Linked DNA regions of Homo sapiens: region 1 is linked to region 2. A link is a loop called in an ENCODE intact Hi-C map of the cell type or tissue named here. Cell type or tissue: natural killer cell. All regions are shown on one strand. Links, peaks and the distances in the headings refer to the core of each region. The heading gives the core; the rest is flanking DNA.

The links. Hi-C counts contacts between places; a loop is a spot of excess contacts. Peaks named below come from ENCODE experiments on the same cell type or tissue, not always from the same donor. Only the 100,000 strongest peaks of a DNase experiment are listed, where the experiment ranks them.
Region 1: a loop joins it to region 2, with 10 times the contacts of the local background. A loop is called at or near these places in 8 of 110 quality-filtered maps.

What each region holds. Positions count from the first base shown.
Region 1 is chr6:90,108,994-90,114,376 of GRCh38, forward strand. All of the region lies in intron 4 of BACH2 (BACH transcriptional regulator 2), which reads right to left. Among named protein-coding and RNA genes, the nearest start is that of BACH2, 190 kb to the right of the region's middle. In natural killer cell, for the core only: no CTCF peak of the experiment used is centred there; DNase peaks (open chromatin) are centred at 318 and 2,198.
Region 2 is chr6:89,942,584-89,947,966 of GRCh38, forward strand. The region is part of intron 7 of BACH2 (BACH transcriptional regulator 2); the gene reads right to left. Among named protein-coding and RNA genes, the nearest start is that of GJA10, 51 kb to the left of the region's middle. In natural killer cell, for the core only: CTCF peaks have their summits at 2,411 (motif pointing right) and 2,613; a DNase peak (open chromatin) is centred at 2,438.

The DNA of each region.
Region 1 (5,383 bases), core at 238-5,237, 170 kb after region 2:
CTCTCCTGGACCATTTCCACTGGCATATCTTAAATCCCTTCTTGATGCCATCGCTTCCTCCAGAACCAATCCCTTTCTCTGCCCCTGTTCTGAAGGAAGACCCTCAAAATAGTTGTCTTTACTTGCTGCCATTATTTCCTCATTTCTCTTTCTTTCCTTAACCTGTTGTAGATTTTTTTTTGTCACTCCAGAGAAACTGCTTTTATGAAGGTTAGTGATGATCTCCGTCTTGCCAAGTCCATGCTCAACTCTCTATTCTCATCTTACAAGACTTCTCACCATCACTTGACTCAGTCGTCAACTTCCTCCATGAAACCACTTCTTCTTGTGGCTTCAGGGGCACCACACTGTCCTGGCTTCTCATCAGCTTCACCTGTGGCTCCCTCCTCTGCAGAGTCCTCCTCTGCTCCTCCTCCTCTGCTCCCCATCTAAATGCTGGCGTTATCTTGGAGCTCCATCCACGGACTTTCTCTTTCCTCTAACTATACTCACTCCCAGGCCTGTGGTTTTTGTCACCTATATGCTGAAGTCTCTCAAATTTATTATATGTTGCCCCTGACCTCTTCCTGAATTTCCATATCCAATTTCCTACTCAGCACCTGAACTTGTATATTCAACATGCATCTCAAGTATAACATGGCCAAAAAAACAATTATTGTTTCCATCCTCCCTCCAAACCTGCTTCTTTCCAGTCTTTTTCATCACAGCTGCTTGGGACAAATATCTGAAGATGAATCAAAGAGAATATATAGACTTCCATCTGCCCTGCCTCCATAATACATCTTGAAATGAACCACTTTCATTAGCTCAGTGTTTAGACATGTTGGTCTGAGGACTCCTTTACAACCTTAAAAATTAATAAAATCTCCAAAGAGTTCTTGATTATGTGGGTTATAGCTATTGATATGTGCCATATTAGAAATTAAAACAAAACTTTAAAAAAATAGAATTCATTGTATTTGAAATACAATAAAACATTGTATATTAACACAAATCACATATTTTATGAAAATTAATACATTTTACAAAACATAAGTGAGAGAATTAACACTTTTACATTTTTGCAAATCTCTCTAGTATCTGGCTTAACAGAGGACTGCTGGATTCTCATATCTGGTACTACCTTCAATATGTTGCTCTATGGTGTTTTGATGGAAGGACATGAAGAAAATCTAGCTCACACAGATACATAGTTGGAAATGGGTGAAGTATTTTCATCATCTTTTGATAACTGTGGATATTCTCTGATTCTACACCAGAAATCAACAAGTGGTAGCTTTTAAATGTGGAGTCTGAAATGTGGTACCTGAAAATCTGTCAATAAACTTTTTTTACTTTGTTAATATTAAAATCTATTGGTCTATCTTGCGCTTTGAATGGATTTTTCACCTGTGCATAATTTTATAACATTACCCATTTGGTCATTTGGAAATACTTGTTCACTAAGTTCGGAGATCTTTGAGATCTTTTGAATGTTTCACATTTCATGATCCAATACCAAATTCTCCACATTCATTAATATCACCATCAATCTCGTCAGAAAAAGTCCTTAATGTATTGGGAAGTTATCAAGCTCTACAGTAGCAGCTATGTGTTTTCCAAAATCCTAATTTTTGTCTCAAGCTCAAATTTTGTCATTGGCAACAAATACTGTCAGTTGTTTTTCTTGAAGTATCAGGGCACTTCATTCATTTTTGATAAAAGATCTGTCAAACAAATACCCAAATTGGAGTAACTAGAGTTTGTCTGTTAGTTGTTCTTTTAAGTCATATTGGCATTCCATGAAAAAAGCAGCCAGTTCAGCTTGCGACTCAAACAACTGCACACGGGTTTTTCCTGGAGATAACCAGTACACTCTGGTATACGGTAGAAGGGCTTATGTGTCCTTCCCATTTTGTCACACAGAATATTAAAAAGACATCACTCAAGAGTTGAGATTTAATAAAAACAGTAATTGTTACTGCTTCATACAGGATATTCTGAAGTGAAATTGGCATTCTGTTCTATTGTAAGCATGTGCTGGTGAAGAACTAGCAGTTTGGTACCACTATCTTGTTTCGTGCTGAGGTGCCAGCAGTTTTCCCCACCATTACATTTCACTAGCAGTGCACGTCAATACTGCGAAAAAGACAGACAGCATCTTGGTATTACTGTGAAAATAGTTTTAACCTTGCATTCCCTGATAAGATCTTGCGGGCCCCCAGGAACCCACAGACCACACTTTGAGAACTGTGGCACTAGCTTGCCATCTTCTGTCCAGGCCACCACCATCTCTCTCCCGGGCTTGCAAAAAAGCCTCCTTGATGGTCTCTATGCTTTTACTTTTGCCTCTGTAGAAGCCCTTCTCCACAGAGCAGCCAGATAATCTTTTAAAAATGTATGTCAGATCACATCGCTCTCCTGCTTAAAACTCCCACTTCAGATGTCCCATTGCTCATAGAATAGCATCTGAGGTGCAGGCCCAAGCCTGCAAGGCCCTGGCTGCCCCTATTTTCTCATTCATGCCTGTACTCCTTTTCTTTCCCCTTCTCCAGTCACTTGACCTGTGGATCTCTTTAAACCTATCCTGTGTGCTCCAGCCTGGAAGGCTCCTCCCCCAGGTTTTAGCAGGTAGGGTTCTCCTCATTTAGGTCTCATCTCCTGTGTTAGGCATTACTCAACCTGCCCATACACATCTTCCTATACACTGCCCTCCTCTGGATTACATAGCTCCATTTATTACCCTGATTGCTCTCATCGTTCTCTGAAATGATATTGTTCACTAATTTGACAGCTGGTTTGTTGTCTGTATTTCTAAAACAGAAAGTGAGTTTCCACAAGGGTAGGAATCTTGAATCTTGTGCTATGCCATATCCTTACCATCTAAGACAATACTTGGAACACATCAGGTGATTAATTAGTATTTGCTGAATGGATGCTTCTGTGAGTGACAATGGGTGGTAGGATACCATGCAGGAAAGCTCTCTGCATACTGCAAAATATACACATGTAAGGTAAGGGAAATGATGTGTTACAACTTGTAATTCTCCGTCACTAGTACATACTTTGCCATGTCAAATTTAAGTCATAGATAACATTATCAGGCTATTAGTGTTACCTTCTTGACTATTTTTCTGCAGATCAAACAAGATAAGAGTCCAAGATCTCTTTGTCTCTCCCCAAACTGGTCTCCCTGTTGTTAATCCTTTTCTTCTCCAGGCCATCTTCTGCAATGTATGTCATTTATTTATTTATTTTTTTGAGAGAATCATATAGTGGCTCCTGCAAGATTGTACACAAAAAGATCATCCCCAAGACACATAATTGTCAGATTTTCCAAGGTTGAAATGAAAGAAAGAATGTTAAAGGCAACTAGAGAGAAAGGGCAGGTCAACTACAAAGGGATCCCCATCAGGCTAACAGTGAACCTCTAAGGCTGAAACCCTATAAGCCAGAAGAGATTCACGGCCTATATTCAACATTCTTACAGAAAAAAGTCTTCAACCAAGAATTTCATAACTAGCCAAACTAAGCTTCCTAAGTGAAGGAGAAATTAGATCCTTTTCAGATAAACAAAGGTTGAGGAACTTCATTATCACCAGACCTGCCTTACAAGAGATCTTGAAAGGTGCACAAAATATAGAAAGGAAAGACTGCTATCAGCTAATACAAAAACACACTTAAACACACAGACCAGTGTTACTTGCAAAGCAACCACACAAACAAGACAACAAAATAATCAGCTAACAGCACAATGACATAACCAAATTCATACATACAATACTAACCTTGAATGTAAACGAGCTAAATGCCCCACTTAAAAGGCACAGAGTGGCAAGCTGGATAGAAAAGCAAGACCCAATGGTATGTGGTCTTCAAGAGACCCATCTCACACTTAATGACACTCATAGGCTCAAAATAAAAGGATGGAGAAAAATCTACCAAGCAAATGGAAAACAGAAAAAAAGCAGGGGTTACAATCCTAATTTCAGACAAAGCTGATTTCAAACCAACAAAGATCAAAAAAGACAAGGAAGGGCATTACATAATGGTAAAATGTTCAATTCAACAAGAACATCCTAATATCCTAAATATAAATGCACTCAACACAGGAGCACTCAGATTTATAAAGCAAGTTCTTAGAGACCTACAAAGAGATACAGATTCCCACACAATAGTTGTGGGAGACTTCAACACTCCACTGACAGTATTAGACAGATCATTGAGGTGAAAAATTAACAAAGATATTCAGGACCTAAACTTAGCACTGGACCAAACAGATCTGATAAACCTTTACAAACATCTCCACCCCGAAACAACAGAATATACATTCTTCTCATCTCCACAAGGCACATACTCTAAAATAGACCACATAATTGGACATAAAACAATCCTCAACAAATGTTAAATAACCACATACTCTCAGACCACAGCACAATAAAAATAGAAGTCAACACAATGAAAACTGCTCAAAACCATACAATCACATGGAAATGAAACAACATGTTCCTGAATGACTTTTGGGTAAATAATGAAATGAAGGCAGAAATCAAGAAGTTTATTGAAAATAATGAGAACAAAGATATACCAGAATCTCTGGGACACAGCTAAGGCAGTGTTAAGAGGGAAATTCATAGCACTAAATGTTCACATCAAAAAGTTAGAAAGAACAACCCCAAAGCTAGCAGGAGATGAGAAATAACAAAAATCAGAGCTGAACTGAAGAATATTGAGACATGAAAATTCAAAATATCAATGAATCCAGGATTTTTTTTTTAAATTAATCAAATGGATAGGCCATCAGCTAGACTAAGAATAAAAGAAAGAAGATCCAAATAAACGCAATTAGAAATGATGAAGAGAATGTTACTACTGACCACACAGAAATAAAACAACCATCAGAAACGATTACAAACACGTCTACACACACAAACTAGAAAACCTAGACAAGATGGATAAATTCCTGGACACATACACCCTCCTAAGACTGAGTCAGGAAGAAATTGATTCCCTGAACAGACCAACAGTGAGCTCTGAAATTGAATCAGCAATAAATAGCTTAGCAACCGAAAAAGCGCAAGACCTGATGGATTCACAGCTGAATCCCACCAGATGTACAAAGTAGAGCTGGTACCATTCCTACAGAAATTATTCCAAAAAATTAGGAGAGGAAATGTCTCCCCAACTCACTCTATGAGTCCAGCATCATCTTGATACCAAAACCTGGCAGAGATACACTAAAAAAGAAAACGTCAGGCCAATATCCTTGATGAATATCCATGCAAAAATCCTCAACAAAATACTTGCAAACCAAATCCAGCAGCACATCAAAAAATGAATCCACCATAACCAAGTAGGCTTCATCCCTCGGATGCAGGGTTGGTTCAACATACAAAAATCAATA
Region 2 (5,383 bases), core at 317-5,316:
AGTCCTGTGGACTGTCGCCATCCCCACTAGTTATACTCAGCCACCCACACACAGCTCCGGACACACAGGCTGCATATAAGGGGAAGGGCACGAGGGATTCATGGGCGCCACTCTTTAGCCAGGGGTCTACCACTTTGGTTCTCAGTGGAGAATCGGAGAATCAGGGCAGCCACTGAGTCAGCAGGCCAAGGGCCAAACAGGGCACCAGAGGCCTGTGCCACAGTTGGCACAATAAGCTGCTGTTGATTTTATTCAGCCCAGCAAAGTGTTGACTCTTCCCCCTCTGGAACACGACAGGAGCAGCAGGACCGAGGTGGGTTTTTAGCACGGTACCTGCCCTGTCCTGCTAAGCACGGCTATAGGAGGGTTAGTTCTTCTGGAGATTCCAGCTTTACACATTTTTTTTCTTTTAAAGACAGGGTCTCGCTCTGTTGCCTAGGCTGGTCTCAAACTCCTGGCCTCAAGCTATCTTCCTTCCTTGGCCTCCCAAACTGTTGGGATTATAGGAGTGAGCCACCACGCCTGGCTAGGCTCCAGCTCCTGAGCAGTCAGTAAAATGGATAGTCCCTGCAGTGTGTCCAGGGATTCTTAGGTCCAGGTGTGACATCTGGACAGTGCATGGAACCTACATATGTCTCCTTGCATGCTGTCTGCACCAACGAGGCAGAGGGGAGGCTGTAGGCTGGGCCCTGGAATGCCGGTGCTTCCTTCTCACCAAACAGAAATCGGCTGCTTTATTTCTCTTCCCTGCCAACAGCCACGACCATTCTTCAGCCTAAACCATCATCCCCTTCCTCCCAGTTAAAAGGAAACATTGAAAAATTATATAAGTATTATATAATTATAGATTATTCTGTAAGTATTATATAAAAATTACATATTATATAAATATAGCTTTCATAAAATATAAGACAAAAGAAGGGAAAAAAAATTCTCATCCCCAAATGATGACTCTCTTGCTCTGGTAGATTTCCCCGTGATCTTTGTTTTCTCTGCATCTTTTTTAGGAGTTGCAATCAAGTGGTGCTGTATCTATCTCACCCAACAAACATTTCGCTTGCCTAGTGTCTCTGCTTTGCTGGGTGAAGTTTACTGGAAAAGCAGGAAAGTAGCTGCAAATTTTGCAGAAAAAGCCAGAAACAAATATTTCCTGTAGAAATCTCAGTGGAAGACTAGTTTGTTAATATTTTTTCCTACTTCATTTCTTGGTTTTATTACCAGATGTTGATTGAAACCCATGGGAGTAGGGTCACATTAGCATGATACCCTGAGACACTGATGGTGTGGTCAGCTCTCCGAAGTCTTTAACGCCTGTACTCTGAGGAGACCCTCAGATCCCAGGGAGCTGTCGAGGGAGGAAGCAATATGCCCATTGGAGATGATTCCAGTGCTGCTGGAACCAGGACAGCCAGCTCAGTGCTGGGCAGATGGCAATGACAAAATCTCCCCTCCCAGGTGAAGAAATGTTTCTCGCGCAATTGTCCTTCCACGCCCTCTTCTCATGGTCCAGTTTCTAGCACAAATATGGGACACCTGGGATTCAGTTGTGATACGTCAATTAATTAGTTGTGTGATCTCAGGCAAGTCTTCATTCTGTCTGTCCCAAAGTTCTTGGAGGATCTAGGAGTCACAGGGCGATAACGCCTGCCCTACTTAGCTTACAGGGTTGCTATGAAGAATACAACTGGATGACAGGTGGAGAAAGTGCCTGGGAAAGTTTCAACTGCCTGATAGATACAAGGTATTATTATTTCTGTTTATTAGCCCTATCTATCTCTGTCACATGGTTTCGTCTTACAGACATGTGCTTTGGAATTCCAGACACTTACAATGTTCTAGACAACATAAAAACACTGTTTTAATTAGAAATATGGCTGATTTCTATGCTGCCCAGCAAGGTTTCTTTTTATTAAGCAGACCAATTACAGACACTTCTAAAAACTTGCCTGATTCACCAAACCACAAAAATGATTGTGAAAATTTTACATACAACATGTGTCTCAAAGTCAGCATTGGGGTGGGAAGAGTTAGAGTCAGATGGCTCTTCTATTCTGTACCATTTCCATGTTTTCTCTGGACTTTATCTCTCTCTTCCCTTCTCTCTCTCTCTCTCCCGCCCCCTGCCTGCCCCCAACACACTCTCTTACTCTCATACACTTTTATCTCTCTCAGTGTAAAACATGTTAATAAAGCAAGTCCAAAAATCCATACTTTTGACTGTGCAAAGAAACTCTCTGTGGTGCTTCTTTACTAAAATCTACAATTAAGTAGAAATGGTCCAGTTACAAAGCTGTCTTACTAAGAGGCTTACTACTTTGGAAAATGACTGTAATTTTCTATAATTTCCAACATCTAAAAACAAACCTATAAACCATAATGAGATAAACCATAACTACTCACACCCACTAGAGGGCACTAACAAAAAAGATGGGCAATAACAAGTGTTGGCGAGGATGCAGAGAAACTGGATCCTTGATACACTGCTGGTGGGAATTTGAAATGGTATAGCCACTTTGGAAACAGTCTAGTAGCTCCTCAAAAGGTTAAATACAAAGTTATATGATTTAGCAGTTCCACTCCTAGGAATATTATGGAAATAACTGAAAACATGTCTTAAAAACAACTTGTACTCAAATGCTCACAGCAGCATTATTTATAATAGCCCCAAAGTGGAAACAACCCACATGGCCCTCAACCAATGAACAACAAAATGTGGTATTAGTCAACAAAATGGATCAACATTATGGAATATTACTCAGGAATTAAAAGCAACAAAGTACTAATACATGACAATATACCTGGTGAGTACATCAATGGCAAGGGTAAACCTTCAAAGCATTATGCTAAAGTGAAAGGAGCTAGACACAGAAGGCCACATCTTGCAAGATTCTATTTATACAAATGCCCCAAACAAGTACATCTACAGAGATAGAAGGTAGATTACTGGTTGCCTGGGGCTGAGGGGAGTGGGCAATGAGGAGTAACTGCTAATAGGTACAGCATTTCCTTTTAGGGTGGTGAAAATGTTTTAGAATTACATAGTGGTGATGGTTGTACAACATTGTGGATATATCAACAACCACTGAATTGTTCATCTTAGTAGGGTGGATTTTATGATATGGGAATTATGTCTTAATTTAAAAAATAAACCTGTGCAAGATAGACATACATAAAATTCAAACATTACAGACATACATAGAAATGAAACTTTCCCTACACTCCTCTCCAACGGTGCTCCCAGTTTTTTCTTATTCTCTATGCTGATTTTATTTATATGGTGTGTATATTTAGGAAACAAACTAGGACCTTGTGCATACTGCTTTGTGATTTTCACTTATGTGACTTGTTCATTTTTTTTTACTGGAAGAGAAAAATTCCCAACCTGACTTCTTAAGGAATATAGCAAATCCAGAAGTCATAAAGAAAAAGACTTATACCTTGACTACATAAAACTAATATTTTTTTATATGGGAAAAGGTACAATAAATAAAGAAGCAGACTAAGGGAATATCTAAGCAACATTTATGAGAAAGGGTTAATATTCCTAATATTAGGGATTAAGATTCCTACATGTTGATTTAAAGTTAAACAATACAAAAGAAAAATAGGCAAAGAGGTAAACCAGCAATTCACAGGAAAGGAAATATAAATGTTCAATACACATAAAACAAGATGTCAGCCTCATTAGTAGTCACCATTTTTTTGCCCATCAAATTGGCAAAAATTAAAAAGACTGGTGACAACTAGTATGGGCAAGAATAGGGGAAATTGGACACTCTAAGTTGCTGATGAATATGTGAATTGCTACAACATTTTGGGTAGGTCATTAGGTAGTATTTAATAAATGGGCACAACCTTTAGCCCATCTTTGAAACTAACCCACAAAAATAAATGCACCACTACTAACAGTAGGGTCACAAAATGTTTATTGCAGCAATGTTTATCAGAGGGAAAAACTGAAAACAACTGAAATGTCTGGTGATAAGTGACAGCTGAATGAACTACGATTTACGAGAACGAGAGATATTGGAGAAACATGTCTTGGCCCTGTGTGATCGACCTACAGCCACGTGCATGGTAGACAGCTACGTGAAAAAAGGAAGCTGCTAACTCTACAACATAATGCCATTAAAATAAAACCCAAACCCATAGAGAGGTGAATATATATTTGTATATTGTTGTAGGCAAAGAGAAAGCCTGTTAAATTTGGTATGTTTGGGGCTGGGTATGCTGTGTTCTAGAATTTAAAAAAGAATGTCATTTTAAAAAGCTGATTATTGATAAAGGATAATACTGCGCTAATTTGATCTTTCTCGAAGCCAGGGAACAGTTAAAAAGGATGGGAGAAGCCAACGACTGTGAGATGGAAGGGCTGCTTAACACGGTATAACTACAACATCTTACAGAATACAAGGTATGTTAACACTTCACTTTTGGTCTAACGTTTTGGCTCCCTACGGGGTGGAGGAAGACAGATTGGGAAAACACACGCGAAGTATTACACTGGCGTCTGGCAAGGGGTGGAAACTCCTGTCTTGATTTCTGACTCTGGTGTCTCCGTGGGGTTCACTTGAAAGAGAAGGCACCTGGATCCCATATGAAAGCAGGGCAGGGCAGAATTAGCCCAATAGATGCTGGCTTCTTCTGGATCAGTTCAGGAAAACAAGTTTTGACTTGTGGAGAAGGATCTGCCTTGAGCACTATTACTGGGGATAATACTTCAACCAGGGTCAAAGTAACTCCCTAAAGCAGGTTATCAACTCCTCGAGCAGCAGTCATGGCAAGTCCCTGAGACAGTTCTTGGAAACCTAACCTCCTCTACTCTAGGAAAACTAAGATGTCAAATTGGGAAAAACCTTAACTTTACTGTAACTGTCCTGTCCAAACTGTACCACTGAGAGGGGCTATGTTTTCCAAAATGGCATAGAGCTTTGGTAAATGTCTCTTCTTTCACTGTTCAGGAATGCAGAAGATGGATTTTTCTTTCTTTTTTTTTTTTTGAGACAGAGTCTCGCTCTGTCACCCAGGCAGGAGTGCAGCGGCGCGATCTCGGCTCACTGCAAGCTCCGCCTCCCGGGCTCACGCCATTCTCCTGCCTCAGCCTCCTGAGTAGCTGGGACTACAGGCGCCCACCACGACGCCCAGCTAATTTTTTTTTTTGTATTTTTTAGTAGAGACGGGGTTTCACCGTGTTAGCCAGGATGGTCTCGATCTCCCGACCTTGTGATTCGCCCGCCTCGGCCTCCCAAAGTGCTGGCATTACAGGTGTGAGCCACCGCGCCCAGCCATGGATTCCTTTTTTAAAGGTAAAAATAAGAGTATTTTTAAAAGTAGCGGTATTTCTCAAGGGGGGAAGGCTAGTCCTGTTCATGACTATTTTACA